Regions from separate parts of the Mus musculus genome. Here region 2 is linked to region 1. Evidence: chromatin loops called from intact Hi-C (ENCODE). Cell type or tissue: gastrocnemius. All regions are shown on one strand.

Region 1 (5,000 bases):
GAAGGATGTTCACTGTTAGCTCTGTTAGCACCCACTCTTCCTCAGTGTGCTGGCTTGAATTAGATTGTCTCCCATAGGCTAGTATGTTTAAATATGCAGTCCCCAGTTGATGGACCTGTTTGGGAAGGATTAAGCGATGTGGTCTTGTTGGAGGAGTTGTGTCTAGGGGCAAGCTTTGAGATTTGAAAAGCCAGTGGTGAGCTTACTGATTGCCCGGTCTGCCTTCTGTTTGTAGTTCAAGATATGAGTCCTCGGCTGTTGTTATGGCCACCTGCTGCCTGCGACCTCTGCTCCAACATCCTGGAACCTGTGCTGGCTGGTTCTGTGTGTCAACTTGACACAAGCTGCAGTTATCGCAGAGAAAGGAGCCTCCCTTGAGGAAATGCCTCCATGAGATCTAGGTATTTTCAATTAAGGTATTTTCTCAATTAGTGATCAAGGGTGGGAGGTCCCCTTGTGGGTGGTGCTATTCCTGGGCTGGTTGTCCTGGGTCCTGTAAGAGAGCAGGTTGAGCAAGGCAGGGGGAGCAAGCCAGTAAGTAACATCTGTCCATTGCCTCTGCATCAGCTCCTGCTTTCTGTCCTGCTTGAGTTCCAGTCCTGGCTTCCTTTGGTGATGAAGAGCAATGTGGAAAATGTAAGCCGAATAAACCCTTTCCTCCCCACCTTGCTTCTTGGTCATGATGTTTGTGCAGGAATAGAAAGCCTGACTAAGACAAACCCCAAATAAACTCTTCCTTGTGTAAATTACCTTGATCTCAGCAATAGAAAAGTAATTAATGCACTTAAATTGAAGCAGCTTTGACAGGAACAGCAATGTGCCTAATAAACTCACTGCTTCCTTGGAATCAAGGAGCCCCTGTTCTGCCCGTGTGACGTCCGCAGGCATCTGAGATCCTGAGAGCATGCTGGACCCATTTGAAAGGATTGACACATGACTTTATTGCTTAAGCCATGGTGATCAGGTTTGGGTAGCATGAAACCTAACAGTGACCCAGATTGTTCAGGGGACTATTATGCGGTGTCCTGCTTAAGAACATGGTCCTAGCTGTCTCTTGTGACCCAGATGTAGCTGTCTCTTGTGACCCAGATGTAGCTGTCTCTTGTGACCCAGATGTAGCTGTCTCTTGTGACCCAGATGTAGCTGTCTCTTGTGAGACTATGCCGGGGCCTAGCAAACACAGAAGTGGATGCTCACAGTCAGCTAATGGATGGATCACAGGGCTCCCAATGGAGGAGCTAGAGAAAGTACCCAAGGAGCTAAAGGGATCTTCAACCCTATAGGTGGAACAACATTATGAACTAACCAGTACCCCTGAGCTCTTGACTCTAGCTGCATATGTATCAAAAGATGGCCTAGTCGGCCATCACTGGAAAGAGAGGCCCATTGGACACGCAGACTTTGTGTGCCCCGGTACAGGGGAACGCCAGGGCCAAAGGGGGGAAGTGGGTGGGTAGGGGAGTGGGGGTGGGTGGGTAAGGGGGACTTTTGGTATAGCATTGGAAATGTAAATGAGCTAAATACCTAATAAAAAATGGAAAAAAAAAATAAAAAAATAAAAGTAGTAAAAATTTTAAAAAAAAAAAAAAAAAAAAAAAAAAAGAACATGGTCCTAGCCAGGCGGTGGTGCACGCTTTTAATCCCAGCAGAGGCAGGTGGCTCTCTGAGTTTGAAGCCAGCTTGGTCTACAGAGTGAGTTGCAGGATAGCAAGGGCTATACAGAGAAACCTTGTCTTGAAAAACAAAACAAAACAAACAAAACAAACAAAGAGAACATGTTCCTTTAATCCAATTCTGCTTCACACCAGCTAGCTCTGTGAATCACCCAGTCAAACTTTTCTATAAAATGTGAACGATATAATACATTTGTTTTCATGTGTAACTCCTGAGTCACTGGCTTGTTTTACTTTGCCTTAGGCTTTCTCAGATGTTAGCATGGAAAAGCTTGCCTGTGGAAACTCCTCCATGACAGGCAAACAAGGGCAGTTTGTCGACTTCTTAAAACACAAGCGAACCTACTTTTCTATAAGGCAGACCCAACCCTAAAGACCAATAGCTTATTTGATGCTGCCCTCTAGTGGTTGAACACACTATCGCTCGCTACATTGTTTTACTTAAAGAAAAATAAGCCAGGATGGCTGGAATAGTCCCTAACCATTTAGACTTAAATTTGTAACTGCAGCGACCCCCATTTTTAATTTACTGACATCCTTCTCCAAACACAACATCTGGTAGGACTGCTGCAGAGGCCATAGGAAACGCCCCTTACTAAGGCCGCTCAGTCTCTTCCAGGGAATAGAGTGGCCAGAGCCCCTGTGTCTACCTAGGCTGGACTCAAGGCAGACTATTTAGAAAAGCATTCTCCTCTCTTGGAAGACTCACGCAGCCCATGTAGGGAGGCAGGACTCTCACTCGGCTGACACATCTGAAGTCAGCCCCAAGGGTATCCTCCTGCTGAGGGTACCGCAGCCCTGAGGAGTTCTGTTCCTCTTGGTGACCCTTTCCTCACGGATGCTCATCTGTCCCAGCTGTTAGCCAGGCCTCAGCAGCTAGGAGGGCCTGGTCATGCCTGTGTATTCGGCTGATTCCTCATGGACAGATTTGTGACTGAGCTAGCTCCTGGTAGGTGTGAACACAGGGCTACACTCCTGATACTCAGTTGCAAGTCTTGAGCCATGAGGATCGGGCTGGCATCCCACTAGCCACTACTTTACCCTGTGTATCTGCAGCTACATTCTATCTAACACATCAGGGTGACCTACCCAGCCTGGGATGCTGAACCCGCCTCGAGGGGCTTTCTGAAGATTCAGCGAGGCGTGTATCCCCACCTTTCCTGTCCTAGTTCTTGGGTTCTGAAAAAGGGATTTACCGAAGACTTCTTCCAAGTCTAATTCTGCTGAGCCTATGATGAAAGACCTTCGATCAGGTGTTTAGTAGTTTTCTTGGAAAGCCATTTATTATTGCTAATTATTACCACCAGGCCAGCAGCACAGGCCTGTACTCAGGAGGCTGAGGCAGGAGGACCTTGAGGTTACGGTCTGATGGGAGGCTAAGGCCACCTGGGCACATCACTGAGCTCCTCTTTTGAAAGAGGAACACGGTTGTGGATGTGGCTTAGTGGCAGAGTGCTTACCTAGCATGTGCGAGGCCCTGGGTTCGATTCCTGGCACTAAAACGAGTAAACTCTAATTCCAATAGCATATAGTTGAGTTTGTTAAGTCTGTTCAAAGCGAAGCTTGACAAAGAATGCTCAGCCCAGCGTGGTAACGGCCACTTGCAGTTCCAGCACAGGGAGAAAGGAGAGGCAAGGAGCCGAGAAAGGGGCCTGGGGGGGGGGGGCGAGGGGGTAGGGGTCTGTGTATGTGTGTGTGGGGGTGGAACATGAAGTTGAGTAGGAGGCAGAAATGAATCTGGACAAGTTGGAAGATGGGGCTGCATATGGTAAAAAATGTTTTATATGAAATTCTCAAAGAATAAGAATGTTTTTATTTATTTTTGAATTATTTATTTTATTTATATGAGTACACTGTTGCTGTCTTCAGACACACCAGAAGAGGGCATGTGATCCCATTACAGATGGTTGTGAGCCACCATGTGGTTGGTTGCTGGGAATTGAACTCAGGACCTCTGGAAGAGCAGTCAGTGCTCTTAACTGCTGAGCTGTCTCTTCAGCCCTAAAAACGTTTTAAAAACAGCTAAAAAGGGCCGGGCGTGGTGGTGCACACCTTTAATCCCAGCACTCGGGAGGCAGAGACAGGCGGATTTCTGAGTTAGAGGCCAGCCTGGTCTACAGAGTGAGTTCCAGGACAGCAGGGCTATACAGAGAAACCCTGTCTCGAAAAAACAAAACAAAACAAAAAAGCTAAAAAAAAAGTCTGTCATGACACTCTTGAACCTGTACTGACACAAATGTACACACATAAACATGTCACACATAAAAAGATAAATAAAATGTGTTTTAAAAAAGAATATAAAAAGAATATCTATGTTCTATAAAATTTAATTTTTGTTGTTTCTATAAAATATACTAGTCTATTCTGTATTTTATAAAATGAGCTGTCTGTCTCTATCTACACATCTCAAGATGGAAATATCTACAAGACATACTGCTGAAGAAATTAATGAGAAAAACTTCTAAGTTGATGCTAAAGGAAGCAATTTAATAAAAATACATTCTTTAAAAAATTTTTCTAGCACTCAGGAGACAAAGGCAGGTGAATTTCTGTGAGTTTAAGGCCAGCCTGGTTTACAGATCAAGTTCCAGAAACACAGAGAAACCTTATTTCAAAAAACAAAACAAAATTTATCAATCAATTTTATTTTTGTGTTTCCTAGGATGAATATATGTTTACCATTTGTGTGCCTGGTACCCACAGAGGTCAGAGGGTGTCAGATCCCCCAAACCAGAGTTGTGATCATGTGGGTGCTTGGAATTGAACTGAGGTCCTCTGGAAGAGCATCAAGTGCTTATATCCACTAAGCCATCTTGCCAGCCCCCTAAAAAATATACCCTTAAAATCAAGTCCTGGAACAAAAGATCTAGAATGATCTTGTTCCTATTTTTTAATATTTGAACATCCCCATAGAAAATTTCAGAGCCATGTTTGTCCAACAGTTCAAAGTACTGCTTCCAGAAGATGTATATCGAGACATATCTGATGTTGGTCCATTTCCCTATAAAATCCTTAGGCTTTCTAAAATCATTTCTTTTGCATGCTACAATAAGTATCCTGATGCAGGTAGTCTCCAGATAGCTCCAAGTTGAGGGTTGTTTGGTGGGAAGACCACGGCATGCTCAGAGGGTGGAACTTTCACCCCCATCACTCAACCTTCAGAGATGGGAGGGATGTCGTAGTCATATTGATCACCAGTAGCCAAAGACATAATCAATTATGCCTATGCAATGAAATCTTCATAAAAACCTAACAGACAGAGTGTGGAGAGCTGGGCAGCTAGATGCAAGAAATTAATGGACCGTGGCTCAGCAAGACAGTATTGGA
Region 2 (5,000 bases), 250 kb before region 1:
TAGCTCCTTCATTGTGGATCCTGTGCTCCATCCAATGGATGACTGTGAGTATCCACTTCTGTATTTGCCAGGCACTGGCAGAGCCTCTCAGGAGAGAGCTATATCAGGCTCCTGTCAGCAAGCTCTTTTTGGCATCTGCCATAGTGCCTGGGTTTGTTTATGGCATGGATCCCCAAGTGGGGCAGTCTGACCAAGTTCAGAGCAGAGACTGAAGGAACGACCATCCAGAGACTGCCCCACTTGGGGATCATATAAGATTTTTAAAGTAGTTCCCAGAGCTGACCACAAGGGCTCCTCCGACATGTGGACGGATGAAGCTGACCGTTTTTCTGGGTTTATCCCTTGAAGCTTTGTACCTATATACAAATCCAGAACAAATCACAAAACACTTGGGGAAAAAAAAAGATTTTTAAAGTACCTGAACATCTGGTGACTTTAGCAGCAAAGTTTTCAGCGGTCCATAGTACTCTGATGGAAGCACGCAGTCTTCTGTATAGCAGAGAGTTAACAGAAGAGATCCCAGGTCATCGGTTTTAGATGATTTGTTTCCATTGTCTCTTGGCTGTAGCAAGTACCTAAAGTAAAAGTACAGCTGATGGTACTACACGTGATGGTAGTGAGTTAACGAGCAAGCGGGATAAGTAGACAGCTGAGCTACTGAAGAAGAAACCACGGGCCAGGGCCAGACTGCAGCTCATGGGCGGACTGTGTTCTCAGCACATTCAGCCCTCACTGTGCCCACGAAATAAGAAGCACAGAGCAAGTGGTTACTGGCGAGGATGGGACCTGAATTAAGGCTGTCTGATTCTAGAGTATAAGTTGTAAACCACCATCAAGAGTCAACGCCTATCTATAGTGTTCTACTACACTGTTGAGTAAACATACAGGCATAGTACAGGTGGGCATGTGGTCGTGTGTGCACTTGGGAGATTATGACTCCCAGGCCACACAGAAACCCAGGTTCAATACAACAAAACAACGAATGAAAATATATACATGCATTTGCCTATGAATATAGAAAATATTCCCAGAATCTAGAGAACAGAGGCTGGCTCAGAAATAGGACCTAGGCAAGTGGCACTGGGGAAGGAGGCAGGATTCTCTTTTACATCTTTTTACCTAGGAATGGTGTAATTTCTATTAAAAAAAACTTATTTAAAAAAACAATCAAATTATGTTCTATTATCTACACATGGCAAAATGAAAATTAGCTAATATCAACACAAAAAAGACAATGCTAACGTCCAATCTAATTATCACCAATTAAAAAACAATCAAGGTTAAGGAGGTAAATCACTCCGAGTATGAAATGTGTGATGCTCTGAGTGCGGCTGGCTAGCACGAGACTGTAGTCCGTTTCATTCTCCCAGGTTCCCCCACCACCAAGAACCGACTCAAGGTAAACAGAGATGCCTTTACTTCAATACCCAGAAGGCAAGTGGTGGAAACAGAGAACAATTCCTGCAGGCATTCACAGGCTGCGCGCGCAAGGGACACACATAAAAGTAATATGTACATAAGGGCAACAAAAGACGTCTTAGAAAGCAAGGGAAAGTGGCATGAGTCATTGTATTATAATCTGCAAATAAAATTAAATAGGAAGTAGAGCTGGAGAGATGATGCAGCAGTGGAGACCACTTGCCGCTTCTGTAGAGGACCCACATGTTGGCTCACAACTATCTCTAATTCCTGTGGCAGGGCATCTGACACCATCTGATGACCCCCACAAGCACCAGGCATACATGCAGTACACAGACATACATAGAGCAAAACACTCATATACATAAAATAGAAATCTTAAAAAAACTAAACCATCAAAAACCAGTTTTTAGACATACAATATAATAGGCAAATACTAATGGAAATTACTGGAAAAAAGAAAATAGAAAAACTTAAAGCAAGAGTACTGCCTACTAATAAGTTATTATGACCCTTTGCAATATCAACGTTAGAAATAACTATGCCTGAATGGAATGAGGTTTTGTGCAGTTATCTTTAATACCACTAGAGGATGCTACAGCTCTATAAGTGATAAAGGAGATCAAGATCTTCAATTAAAATGGCATTAACATTTTTATACTTCCATACAATGTACATTAATTCATATACATTAGCAGATTCTTCTCTTTTATGCTACATAAATTTTAGCATTTATGCTTCTGACAGACTACTTTAAATTAAAATATTTTTATTGGAGCCTAGAGAACTAGCTCAATGGTTGAGATCATAAACAAAGAACGAGTTCAATTCTTAGCAACCAAAATCAGGCAGCCACAAATCACCTGTGACTCCAGCTCCAGAGGATTCAACGACTCTGACCTCAAAGACACCAGCACTCAAGAGCACATGAAGTATTTATACTATTGATAGAAGAAATTGAAATAAAGTTACTTATTGTCTGTTAATATTCCAAGTTGGCCAAGGTAGAAAGTTCTGTCAAATTTGAAAGTATATGGAAAGACTGTGTCACACTGTGGGGGCAGGTCTGAGGCTCATTGTGGAGGCCCCTGGGAGACACAACAACTCATTTTTTCTTCTGTACTAAAGGTATGGAATGTTATTTTCAAGACTTAAAAACTGAGTTCAGGAATTTTCATGGAGAAGGGAGGAAATATGACATGGGGGCAGGGGAGGCAAACGGTAATACATTTTTCTCAACAATTAAAGTCATTTTTCTCCTTCTCTGGATGCATTTAGAAATTAAAACACACAAAATGTTTTTAGAGAGACTAATACATTTAGATTTGCATTGGAAGAGTTAAAAAATAAAATTTGAAAATTAGTCTAAAATACAGTCTCTCTAAGGAAGGCTATGGAATAGCAGAATCCCAATGAGGACTGTCTGGTGGCAGGCTCCTTTAAAGGCAAGTGAGACCAAAGAGAAACGTCTAAGTCCTAGGTCAGCTGGAGTGTGCACAGCTTAGATCTCAGCACTTAGAAGGCAAAGACAGGTGGATCTCTGAGTTCAAGGACAGTCTGGTCCTCATAGTAAGATCTAGGCCAGTCAAGGTTAAATAGTGAGATTCTGTCTCAGAAACTAAAACAATAAAAACAAAAACAAAAACAAAAACCCAACCCCTAAACAGTCAACACCAACTCCTCTTCTAGGCAGCTGAGTTCTAAAGAGCGGTTCTTATGTTAACATCCCAGTGTGTACAGACCACGTTATTTAAATTCATTTACTCATCAACAGACGGTTTGCTATTAAAGAGTGAAATCCTATCACTTATGGTAACCCATCTGGAACTGGAGGTCATTTTATCATGTGAAGTAAGGCACAGAAAGACAAAGGCCACAAGTTCTTATTCCTTTGTGAAAACTAAAGTTGATCCACATAAAAACAAAGACTGTAAGTTGCTAGAGGCAGGAGGGGAGATCATCAGAGAAAGGTATTATTATTAGAACGGGCTCTCAATGCAGCGTGGGAGTAGCAGCTCTGTTTATAATCCAACAGGTTCACTATGGTCCGTAACAACTGATGTCACGGTTCAGCACAGTCTAATTCTCCAGCATCCAACATGGAAATGGTATTTGAGAGATGGAAATGCTGACTATCCTGATTTGATCATTACACAGTATATACAAGTGACTATTACACTTAATAAGCAGGCACAAATATTACATTTCATTTTAAAAAGTGACCTTTAAAGGGAAGAGACAGAGGTCAGAGAAATGGCTCAGCTGATAAAGTGCTTGCTCTGCAGAGCATGAGAATCCGAGTTTAGGTTCCCAGCACCCATGTAAAAGCTGGGTTTAGTGGTGTGCACATCTGCAATCCTTGCACGGGGCAGGAAAAGACAGGCAGTCCCTGGAGCTCACTGCCCACCCAGCCTAGCTAATCAGTGAGCTCCTGGTTCTGAAGTCCTCTCTTCAGAAACTGAGAGTGACTGGTGAACATATCCAGTGTCAAGTCTGTTCTCTATGTGCGCATGAGTGTAAGCATACCTACATGCTCACATAGCAGCATCAACAAGCACCAACAACTGAGAAAGCATGATCCTACATACCAATCAATCTAGGAAGAAACATGGGCTCAGACACACGAAGAGACAGAAAACACTAGTTTTTAAGGGCTATAGAGAAAAAGTTTCACATTGAAATAAGTATGAATTTAATGTCAAAACATTAAGGTTATTAACATTAATGTTATTAATTCAGTATCACTATTAGAGCCATGAAAAGGCCAAATGACATTATAGTCAATACCCCACACTCAGAAAACACATCGAGGTTATCTGCATTTGTAAATGTGTGATAACTGAAAATCATACACTGCCTCACACAGAAGACTGCTGTGTCTTCTCAATAAGCCCTCTGCTTTCTACCCACAATTCTTTGACCGAAAAGCATCCAAACTGCAGATGATGACATGTGATCAAGCATCAACGAGCGGTTCATTCGATGTCTTAATGTTTCTCATTTCTTAGATTTAAGACTTTATTTTTAGTGTGTGTGTGTTTGTGTGTGTCCATGTACAGGTGCCCATCAAGACCAAAGAGACCAGTGGATTCCTTAGACCTAAAGTTAAAGCCCTTTGTTTGAGAGATCTGAGGTAGGTGCTAGGATCTGAAACCCCGTCCAAACTGAGAAGAGAGTTCAGCTATTTCTACAGCCCCAAGATTTTATTCTTAAACAGAAAAATATTCCTAGACAACTAAATTCTTTATCTCAGTATCACAGATCAAGTGATACAACTATTAAAGTACTTATCTTTCCTCTAATAACAAATTCATAACCAAATTAATATCAGTAACTTTTTACTTATTTCCAGCAAGCATATATTTATATTCTTTATTAAAGAGAATTAAATTTGGTTCATTAGAGTATCTGTCTTCTTACCAGGCTTGATGAAAGGAATCACTTCTTAACACATTGACAGGAACCTTAATCTCTCCCAGGAAAACATCTTGGACTAGGTTTTCATTATTCCACAAGTCAATCCTGAAAATTGAAAACCTAGCATTAGTTTTGGCAAACCACACTGAGTAGTTTCAAGTGAT

Evidence for each region. Hi-C counts contacts between places; a loop is a spot of excess contacts. Peaks named below come from ENCODE experiments on the same cell type or tissue, not always from the same donor. Only the 100,000 strongest peaks of a DNase experiment are listed, where the experiment ranks them.
Region 2: a loop joins it to region 1, with 10 times the contacts of the local background. A loop is called at or near these places in 35 of 42 quality-filtered maps.

The regions. Positions count from the first base shown.
Region 1 is chr9:96,816,672-96,821,671 of GRCm38, forward strand. No RefSeq gene overlaps it. Among named protein-coding and RNA genes, the nearest start is that of C430002N11Rik, 54 kb to the left of the region's middle. In gastrocnemius, a CTCF peak has its summit at 2,074 (motif pointing left); a DNase peak (open chromatin) is centred at 2,074; H3K27ac peaks cover 213 bases.
Region 2 is chr9:96,571,447-96,576,446 of GRCm38, forward strand. Rasa2 (RAS p21 protein activator 2) reads right to left here. Exons shown (of 24, transcript NM_053268.2): 9 at 4,840-4,941; 10 at 419-575. Among named protein-coding and RNA genes, the nearest start is that of Gm28729, 49 kb to the left of the region's middle. In gastrocnemius, a CTCF peak has its summit at 1,995; no DNase peak of the experiment used is centred here.